Regions from separate parts of the Mus musculus genome. Here region 1 is linked to region 2. Evidence: chromatin contacts called from ENCODE Hi-C or POLR2A ChIA-PET data. All regions are on one chromosome and are shown on one strand. The core of a region is the stretch at or near the end of the contact, and the rest is flanking DNA. Distances in the headings are between cores, read along the strand shown.

Region 1 (5,301 bases), core at 2,699-5,198, 51 kb before region 2:
CTGGTTCCTACGGCAGGGCTGGCTTTTAGTGGTGCCTCCCACTGGGGAGCCTCGGCCCCGGATGTTCTTCCTTTTCTCCGACGTGCTCCTCATGGCCAAGCCTCGGCCCCCACTGCACCTGCTGAAGAGTGGCACCTTTGTCTGCAGAGCCCTGTACCCTATGTCCCAGTGTCACCTTAGCAGGGTCTTTGGCCATTCGGGAGGACCTTGTGGTGGTTTGCTCAGTGTAAGTAGTAGATGGGAAATCTGGGCCCAAAATATACTTGAAGTAGTTGTAGACCAGCCCATCACTTGAGCTAGCTCCCTTTTGGGGCTGAGGTTTCACACTTATCCCTGAGTTAGTGTCACGGGACCAGAGAGGGCCCCAGCCTGACTTGCTCTGAACTAACTGGTTTCTCCTTAGCTGTCCTTTCCCCATGAGAAGCTACTGCTTATGTCTACTGACCAGGAGGAGCTGTCACAGTGGCACCACAGCCTGACTCTGGCTATCAGGTTAGCCGTGCTGAGAAGGAGCAGCGTCCCTCACAGCCCCTCCCCCACCCCGTGGGTGACTGAGGACTGACCCGGTGACCAGACTGTTTTCTTCCCACAGAAGCCAGAAGAGCTCGACCCACAGAAGTGTCACTGCAACATGACATTGTCATCTACAAACATGCTGGGGCCATATTCACAGCTATCCTGGGATACACATGGCAGCTGGGTGTGCCTATGAAGAATCTTACAAATTCCAGAACTCGGATACTCAGGAATAGGGCAGAGCCACGAACAAAAGGGAATGTACTTCGATTGAGCCTCAGTGGAACAAGTCCCTTTAACGCCCTGCCACTGGGGGGCCTGAAAAGCCCCTGCTGTCTGTGGCCAGCGGTTAATCCCATTTGCAGCTTTGAAAAGGAGTCCATTTTGTTGTTATTGCCTATGGTTTCCTGATTTATTCTTGAGAAAGGATCTTACCCAGGCTGACCATGAATTTGAATTCCTTCTGCCTCAGTCTCTCAGGTGTTGGGTTATAGGTGTGTGCTGCCACACCTGGCTATTGTATATAGTTTGTTTTCTTGAGACAAGGTTTCATGCAGTCCAGGGTGGCCTTGAACTCCAGATCCTCCTGAACTACCTCCTATGTTCTATAATTTATTTCCCCACTGGATCTTAATAAAGGGTTGTTTTTGCAAAAGCCTTCCTGTCTAAATCACGAGAAAATGGAGTTTGAGCCTTGATGGCTGGCATCTCGGTAGCCTCAGAAACACAAGGGCAGAACTGTGGCTCTCTCTCTGTCTTCTCCATTCACATTCTGGAAGGCAGTCTCTCTCTTCCTAATAAGGGAAGAGTGCTTGGCTTTTGCACCGTGTGTGTGTGTGTAGCAGGGAGTGGAAAAAGCACAGAGGAACACCCAGTACGAGGGGACTCTTTTTACTAAACCTTCAGTGGTTGTTCCCCATTTACTGCTGGACCCTTTGTCACCGTCTTGTGCCACCTTCTCCTCAGCCCCTGCTCCACCTCCCAGGAAGGAGCTAGGTTCCGTGTTTCTGGGCTCCAGGTTATGGGCTCTTCCCAGGCCTGACTGTTTCCAGCTTCTTGGTCTTCTTTCCCCAGGTCCTCAGTAAAGGGTATGCTGGCCTCTGTGAAGGAGAGACCAACTTGCTCTAGTTTCACAGCCATGGCTCTCCAGCCATAGAAACCTCCCAACCTTTTACCTGGTTCTGGAACTTCCACTCCTGTGCCAGGCTGGCAGTCTTGTAGAAGGTGGTGGATGGTCTTTAGTTTTGTGTCTAGAAGTTCCCTCTGGGTTCCAACCAAAGTCGTCACCCTGTAGAAATACCCACTCAGGGGGCTGCCCAGTCTGTCTCCTTGGCTCCCACCTCACCCACCCCACAAATTCTCACTGTTCAAAAAGGGGATCCAGCTGTGTCATCAGGTGGTTCAGGTGCTGCTCCGTCTGGGCCAGCTGTTGTGTCAGCTGCACCAGCTGTTGCTCTGGGAGTGAGGGAAAGGGCATGGTTACTCCTGCAGTCCCCTGATCTACTCCATCGCCAGAAACCACCACTAAATGCTCAACCCACCTGACTGCGAGGATTTCTTCTTGTTTTTTTCCTCTCTGAGAACAGCAGCCTCATCTGGGCCCTGTTGTGGAAGCAGATAAAGACAAGGCTGCAGCAAAGGCCCCAGCACCTCAGAGCCAGTGAAGAGAGGAGCCATAGAGAAAGCTCTGGGCATCCACCTCAGAGAATCCCAGTTGTCTCTAGTCCAGCTGCTTACCCAGAACATGAAGTGAAACGTCAGGATGCCCACACATGGCCAGACTGCTAAAGCACTCCTGGGAATGTGAAACTCTCCAGTAGGGACGGGAAGATTGCTCTTACCCCAGCCTTCTTATTTAGCATCCCTATACCTCGCTGCCTTTGAGGTAGAGTCTTGCTAAATTGTCCAGATGGGCCTTGCACTTACAATCCTCCCTCATAGTAGTTGGAATAATAGGACTGTGTCACCAGTTCCTGTACCCTCAGTCTTTGCTGGTGAAAAAAAAAATCTCCAATCTGTTCAATTCACATTATCCCATTACAGATTAAAAATCTAAAACAAAACAAAACAAAAAACCCAACAACAAAAAGTCTATATAGTGCTCTTTGCTCTAAAAGGCAGTGCCCTATGGTTTATTTTTAGGATACAATTCTCCCAGTGCTCTGATAGGTAGATAAAGCACAAGCCTCCTTCAGAACCTTTAATTGGAAAGTGGGTTATCATAACACCGTGAAACTGTCAGCCGCCATGCCTACCTCTCTTCCACGGGTCCCGCTCCTCTTCTCAACTGCTTATGTATTCTTCTCCATGCATAAGACAGAAATACTGGTCTCGAACTCACAAGAGCTGTTCCTGCCTCTGTCTCCCCTGAATGCTGGGATTAAAGGCGTCTAACACTACGCCTGGGTAGAATTTATTAATCTATCTTTAAACTCCAATCTTCATCCTAGCCTGTCAAGTCTGCCTGGCTCTTTAATCTCATCTAGTTTTATGTTACTAATTAGTTCAGCCTCTATTCCCCTGTGCAAGTAATTGACCAGAGTTGAAGATAAAGCACTGGGTGGTAGGTTCCACTTTCCATGTCAACAGTTTCAAAGTAATCAGAATGTACAGTCAGTTCACATTTCAGGGTTTCCTTCCTAAGGAGAGCACGAAACGGCTTGGTGTCTGGTCCACTAGACACTCTGTTGCTGCCGCGATTAACTCCTTGGGCCAAGGTTGGAGCCTCAGCAGCAACTTCTTTTTTTGCATACTGACACTAGTTGGGTTAAAACCCCACTTACATCAGACACTAAGTGGATGAGCTCCAGATTGAAAATCGATCGTCACTGGAGAGAGGAGTAAAAGTAACGGTTTCTACAATTTCTCAGCCCCCTACATCCATTATCTCTCTGGATCCTCGAATGCCCCAATAATGTGGAAAAACCAAGGAACGAGCCTTCATTTTACAGGTAGCCGGGAAGCGGTTGTTCTTGGTACTGTAGCGGCCCCAGGAGATTAAGGCCCAGGGCTCCCACAACCCACCGCCATACCGCACCTGCAAACACTTGAACAGCACAAAAGCCACGACGGCCGCGGTGTACAGAGCGCCCAAAGACAGCGATCCGGCCCGGGCTCGCTCGCGCTGATCCTTGGGTGGCGGCTGCCGCCGAGGTTCGGTGGTTCCCGGACTGACCTGGGAGCCCCGTTCTGTGGATTAAAGCCATCGGTCAGTTTCTACTAGGCAGTCCCAGCCTCCCTCCAGCAGCTCTCGCAGGTACCTGGGTGTGCCCCCAGATCGGCGCTGGGGCGCTCCCCAAGGACTCCAAAAGGCGCAGACACAAGCAGCAGCCCCAGAATACTCAACACGGGGCCAGCGCCCTCCATGCCTGGCCCACCAGAATCGCACGCCGGGTACCCCGCGTTCCAGCGCTGGGCCTCCGGCCGTAGTGCGCACGCGCAGGAGACCACGCCTACATCGGGGGGGCTGAGTCCCTTAAGGCGGCCACGCCCATCTCAGGATGGGTTTAAGCAATATTTGCATAAACCACGCCCACCTAGCGTTCCTACATTAATTAATGACCTATCTATTTATAGCTTTCTTAAACAATTATGTCTCCAGAATCTTTCAGGATAAAGTATCATGCCTAAAACAATGGCTCATTGTTTTTCTACCTAGAGAGACCAATTTTCTCACCATAACCAAAAAATTAAGCCTGTTGTAGAGTCATAAATTAGTCGCGCCTAGAAGCTAAGGCAGCTCGCTCTGAAGGCCTGTTTCCTAGGCTACATACGAGGGACATGTTCCTTATCCTTTCGCCTAGGGGAAAGTCCCCGGACCACGGGCAGAGAGTGCCGCGTGCACACGCGCGTAGACTTCCCCCGCAAGTCACTGTTAGCCCGCCAAGAAGCGACCCCTCCGGGGCGAGCTGAGCGGCGTGCAGCGGGGCGTCATCCGTCAGCTCACATAGTGACGCAGGCAGTGCGACCTGGCTCGCACCAACCACACGGGGCTCATTCTCAGCGCGGCTACACTTTTATTTATTTATTTTTGTTTGTTTGTATTTTGGTTTTTTGACAGGGTTTCTCTGTGTAGCCCTGGCTGTCCTGGCACTCACTTTGTAGACCAGGCTGGCCTCGAACTCAGAAATCCTCCTGCCTCTGCCTCCCGAGTGCTGGGATTAAAGGCGTGCGCCACCACGCCCGGCCACTTTTATTTCTATACAACCTTCAGAGCCAGATGTGAATGTACTAATTAGGAAATCAAGGTCACCCTTTCCTAAGAAAAGAAGAAAGAAAACGGAGACAAATCTGAATTCCTAATTTATTCTTTAATAGCTGTAATTCTTTTTTTAGACTGCTAGTCCAAAGAGAGCAAGACTGTGGGTTTTGCTTTTTTGTTTTTTTCCATTTTACTGTCCGAGCCTAGTCACTTGTTGCTAGGGGAACTTGAGGAAGTGAATGAAATTAATGAATGAATGTTCACAGCGACTCAAAAGGCAAATATACAACTAGGTCCTTCTGGGTCTCATGTAACCTGGGCTGGCTTCATTCTCATGTAGCTGGAGCTGGCCTAGAACTCCTAACCCTCCTGCTTCCATTTCTCAAATGCTGGGATTATGTAGTAGCAAGCACATAAGATTCACAGAGCTGCCAGATGTGGCACCACACTCCTTTAATCCCAGCAGTGGGGAGACAAAAGCAGACAGATCTCTATGAGTTCAAGGCCTGGTCTACATAGTGAGACCCTCTCTCAAAACCGAACAAAAGGAATGAAGACTGAAGTGTGGACACTATGCCCCTCCT
Region 2 (4,840 bases), core at 609-3,108:
TCTCACTTGGGGGTGTGGTGCCTTCCCTCTTTCCTGGCCTATGCTTAATGCTTACCTCTGTAAGCGCGTGCAGCTGCCCTTGGTGCACACAGACCCCCATGAACCTGAAAGGTGATGGGGAGGATAAAGGATACGCTGTAAGAGCCCGGGCTCCACTGCATCTCCCTCCTTTCCCAAGGGACTTTTCCTCCTGCCCAGCAAGCTGTCCAGCAAGAGGCTAGGCCGTTCACCTGAGGATGTTAGGGTGCCGGAGCCGGTTCATCAGCTGCACCTCCCTTAGCGTGTTGCTCCGGTTACTGGGGAGCTTGTTCATCTTCAGCACCATGACTTGTCCCGACTGTCGGTGCCGAACCTGGGGGAGGCAAGGCTCCGTGTGTGCCCGACAGGTTGGGTGGCTGCTAGCTCAAGGATCTCTAACCCAGGCTGCGGGGCCTCTAAGTTCTAGCCTCCCGTCCAAGGCTCGGTCCCGCCCCTCTGTCCTCTCTGCGGGTCCTACCTTGTAGACCTCAGAGAAGAAACCGGCCCCGATCTTCTCTGCGCAGTCGAAATCGTCCACACGCGCAAGGCTGGACACGGCGCTGCGGAGGGCCCGGTAGGAGGAGGGCCGGCCCCGGCCCGGGCCTCCGCCTGCGCCCCCCGGCCCCTCCCCCGGAGCCTCTCCGGGCCCGGGGCCCCGCAGCGGCGGCCGTTCCCCGGCCATGGCCGGGCCCCCAGCCCCGGCCTGCTTCACATGGCCGGATCCCCGGGACCCGGGCAGGCCGCGCTCGCCATGGGCGCCGGCCCAACCCGATCCCGGGGGCCGGGACTCCCGCCCGGTGGACTCCTGGAGGACCTGCCGAAGGTCCTGGGCCCGCCCCCGCCGCGCCGGCGAGTTGGGCCCGGTGGAACGCCGCGGCTCTCCGCTCTGCGCGGGGCCTGGGCCTGGGCCTGGGCCGGGCGGCGGCGGCGCTCCCGGGCGCCGGCGGCGGGCTCCCCGCGGGCGGCTGCTGCTCCGCTTCGCCGCCGGGCTCAGGCTGTGCGGCCTGCCCGGGGCGGGGCCCGGCCCGGTCTGCGGTTAACTCCTTGGAGCCCGGGCTGCGGCCCGGCCACGCCCCCTCAGGTGCGTCCCCCGCGCGTAGGCCGGGGCGTGAATCACAGGACGACTTGAGGGTTGACTGCTGGCGCTAATTCTCCTGCGCCCTGGGCTCCACGGATCGACCACGCTGCCTGCCCGGTCTGCGTCCGACTCCGACTGTCCATTTCAGGGGGGTTTCTGACCCCGACACTCTAAATCTCGGGGCTCGCTAACACCTGTCTTCTCCGATCGCAGTATCCAGGGCTGTAGGGAGCCTCTGGCCTTCGCATCCCTGACCTGCTCGACTCCTTCTCACTCCATCTCCATCCCCCTAAGTAAAGTTGAGATTCCGACGCTCGATCCGGTGACCACCCTCTTACTTCTTTGTCCTAATAACCCTCTCTTCGGAGACGCCTGCACCTGCAAGGAGGCCCCGCCCTCGGCAGGATCCCGCCCCCTCAAAGGCCGCTGCCCCTCGGAGCCCGCTCTCCTTCGGGGGACCTTTCCTACGGATGACACTGCTACATCCGTGTGTTCCCCGAGCCCCTCAGTGCTGCACCCCCTCCTCTTTGTGTTCCTCTCACTAAAAGAGACCTGGCAGAGTGACTCGGCTAGTCATTGTGACCCCTCCTCTCAAGGTGACTCCTCCCCTCGCTAGCGCCCAGCGGTGTGACCCCTTTCGGCAGGTTGCGCCCCACGTCGGTAGACGCCAGTGTGCCCCCTCAGTCCAGAGGAGGAGGTGCAGAGGCCTCTACAGCGGTTGGGATCCTCGGAGTGCGCACGCCCGGTCTCGGGACGTGGCTTTCGCTGTTGCCGATGTTTCCGGCTCTGCCACGGACTCCTCCCCTCAAGGTCATCGGGAAGGTAGCCAATCGTCGCTAGGGTTGCGTGACGTCACTGGATCCCGGCAGAGGTCTCCTGGCATCCGTGAGCGTCCTGCCACCTCGCGGCGGAATGGAGTGAGGGCAGGCTGAATGTGCAAGGCCGTCTTGAGAGTGCACCGTATAAGGGAATCGTTCAGGTTTGGAGAGAGAACAGTCATGCACAGTTGTTCTAGAAAAGGAGAGTAGGCCAATGCGTGTTCTTTTCCCCCACTGGTAACAGCAAAACATACTCATCGCATTAAATTAGAGTTAATTCTGAGAACCTATTTGTAATCTTTTGTGTAGAGATTGAAACGGTCTTGCCCTGTAGCCCATGCTGGCTTTGGATTCATACCACACCATACCACTTTGTGCTGGGATTACAAACATATGCTACCCCTCCTGGCAGGATTTTATTTTCCATAGTTTGTGCAAGGTCTGAAGACACTCGGAATTTGTACCTGTAGGATACCCTCACTGTAGTAAGCTTAACTGACACTGGATTCTGTCCCATTAGTCATTTTGAGGATCAATGTCTGTGACAGTAGTTTCATGCTGAATTGTGTGTGTGTGTTTAGGAAGGGCGCTGTGGTGGTTATGGTGAGAGGGAGTGTTTAGGAAGAAGGCCGTGTGGTGGTTCCCTCTGCTGGGGATGCAAGACTGAGCTAGGATACACTAGTAAAAAGGAGGGAATGTTGATGTGCCTGAGAAGCTCTGTGTGTGTGTGTGTGTGTGTGTGTGTGTGTGTGTGTGTGTGTGTGTGTTGGGGGAGTGCAGCAGCCAGGTTCATCGTTAGGTTTCTATCAAGGTTTAAAACTGGTATCACCAGTTTTTAAAAGTTCAGGTGGAAAAGCTGTTGAGTGTAGGAGGTAGATTATCATCAGCCAGCAATAATGATGGTCACAGGGACGATATACTGTCACTCAGGGAGCACGCATGTGCACACTCCCTTCTTTCTCTAGTAAATATACCTGCTTTCAGATACCCTCTGGGCCTGTGACTATCCTGGGAGTAACTCATGGCCACGTGTTTTGTCCACATGTCTGTCCCTGCACCCAGTTATTTGCTGCATAGCTATGGCATTATTTTACCACTGATTAGAAAAAGGAATCTTCATTAAATCGTGGTGTCATTGTTGTGTAGTGGGTTGGTCTGTTGTGGCTCTGTATTCAAATGCTAAAAACTGTATCCCATGACCTGGCTGCTCCAAGACAAGCAGGTCCTCAACTATACCAGCTCTTGTTGTATATTCATGATTGGTTAGTAAAGATGCCTACAGCCTATAGCTGGGCAGAAGAGGTAGGTGGGGCTGAAGGTTCCCGGGCTTGTGTTCAGGCACAGAAGAGAGGAGAGAAGGAAGGGAGGGTGGAGAAGTCGCCATGGGGTGGTGTGGATTGTGAGCACCTGGCCACCAGGGCTGGCCTGTTGGAGTGGGAGTGGCCTAGGTGGAATGTGTGTGGCAAGTGATGTCTTGGGGTTATTGACAAGAAAGCAGACAAAAATAGCCCAGAGGGTTGACATCTGCCCAACTCTAGTGCTGTTAAGGTTTATTATAAAGGTTTGTGTCTTTTAGTTGGGAGGCAAATGATCTAAGGTGGAGTAGAAACCCCCACATAATATCTACCACAACATTGTTGTGCCTTTAAAAACTCATAAAAGACTTGACGACTTGAGCTTGAAGCCTGAGATGCAGGCAAAGGGGGAAGGAGAGCAGCAACTCCACAGACTTACCTCTGACCTCCACATACATGTCCTGACGTGTGTGTCTGCTCACATCTCAACTCCACAGACTTACCTCTGACCTCCACATACGTGTCCTGACGTGTGTGTCCGCTCACATCTCAACTCCACAGACTTACCTCTGACCTCCACATACGTGTCCTGACGTGTGTGTCCGCTCACATCTCAACTCCACAGACTTACCTCTGACCTCCACATACGTGTCCTGATGTGTGTGTCCGCTCACACACACACACACACACACACACACACACACACAATAATAAACAATACAAATGTAAAAACTAATAAAAGTCAGATGAAGACCTGTGATCTCAGTGCTCAGGAGGCTGAGGCAGGAGGATCATGAGTTTGAGGCCAGGCTGGGCTACAGAGCAAGAACTTTTTTTTTAAATCAAGCCAAACCAAGCAATAATTTCTTAATATCAAGTTCACATTTTTCTTTATGTTGGGTTTTCAAAACTGTCTACTTTAATCAGAATCTAAGTGAGATCCTTGGTTTGCTTCTGGAGCAGCTTTTAATCTTTTAAAATTGCTAACCTAGTCTCCATCTTTCCCATTATTATTACCAATTTTTGTTAATTTTACGTGCATGTATGTTTTGCCTGCATGTATATCAGTGCACAGTGTACATGCCTGCTACCCACAGAGGCCAGAAGAGGATGCTGGATACCCTGGAACTGGAGTCACAGATGGCTGTAAGTCTCCATGTGGGTACTGGGAATTGAACCTGGTCTTCTAGAAGAGCAGCCAGTGTTTGTAACAGTCGAGCCATCTCTCTAGGCTCTATATTATGATGATGATGTATTGGAGCATAATGGTACACATATAGGATACCAGCATTCAGGACACAGAGGCAGAAGGATTTTGGGACTAACTAAACTGTACATTGAGATACTGCCTCAAAAAAAAAAAAAAAAAAGGAAAAGAAAGAAACCTTTTGGACTGCGTGCATATAGCTGGGGAGTAAAGTGCCTGCCCTGGGTTCCACTTTTCTGCAGGGGGCGGGGGATACCTCTTTCCTTTGATGGTTAATTTTGTCAACTTTAGTGACATGAGAAGTACCTGTGCTAGTAAAGGACCTTAGGGTGTCTTGACCCCCAGAGAGAATTCTTAGGGAAAGACACATGTAGGATGTGAGTGGCACCATCCGAGTCTGGGGCCTCAGGGATCAAGGGAAAGC

Evidence for each region. A loop is a pair of places that touch in the nucleus more often than their neighbours do. ChIA-PET counts read pairs that join two places held with the same protein, here RNA polymerase II (POLR2A).
Region 1: a loop to region 2 is called in a map of left cerebral cortex, with 7 times the contacts of the local background. The contact joins the promoter of Ccdc107 here to the promoter of Tesk1 in region 2. A Hi-C loop is called at or near these places in 17 of 37 maps with a recorded cell type or tissue (CH12.LX, CH12F3, ES-E14 and 9 more). POLR2A ChIA-PET finds 5 or more read pairs at or near these places in 3 of 5 experiments (Patski and embryonic stem cell).

What each region holds. Positions count from the first base shown.
Region 1 is chr4:43,492,012-43,497,312 of GRCm38, reverse strand. Ccdc107 (coiled-coil domain containing 107) reads right to left here and starts at 3,948. Exons shown (of 6, transcript NM_001037913.2): 1 at 3,777-3,948; 2 at 3,554-3,705; 3 at 2,058-2,118; 4 at 1,881-1,971; 5 at 1,692-1,804; 6 at 1,392-1,616. The coding sequence starts at 3,882. The coding sequence ends at 1,411. Arhgef39 (Rho guanine nucleotide exchange factor (GEF) 39) reads left to right here. Exons shown (of 12, transcript NM_001013377.3): 10 at 1-226; 11 at 404-492; 12 at 593-1,171. The coding sequence ends at 635. It also overlaps Rmrp.
Region 2 is chr4:43,439,295-43,444,134 of GRCm38, reverse strand. Tesk1 (testis specific protein kinase 1) reads right to left here and starts at 1,858. Exons shown (of 10, transcript NM_011571.3): 1 at 497-1,858; 2 at 231-352; 3 at 56-104. The coding sequence starts at 700.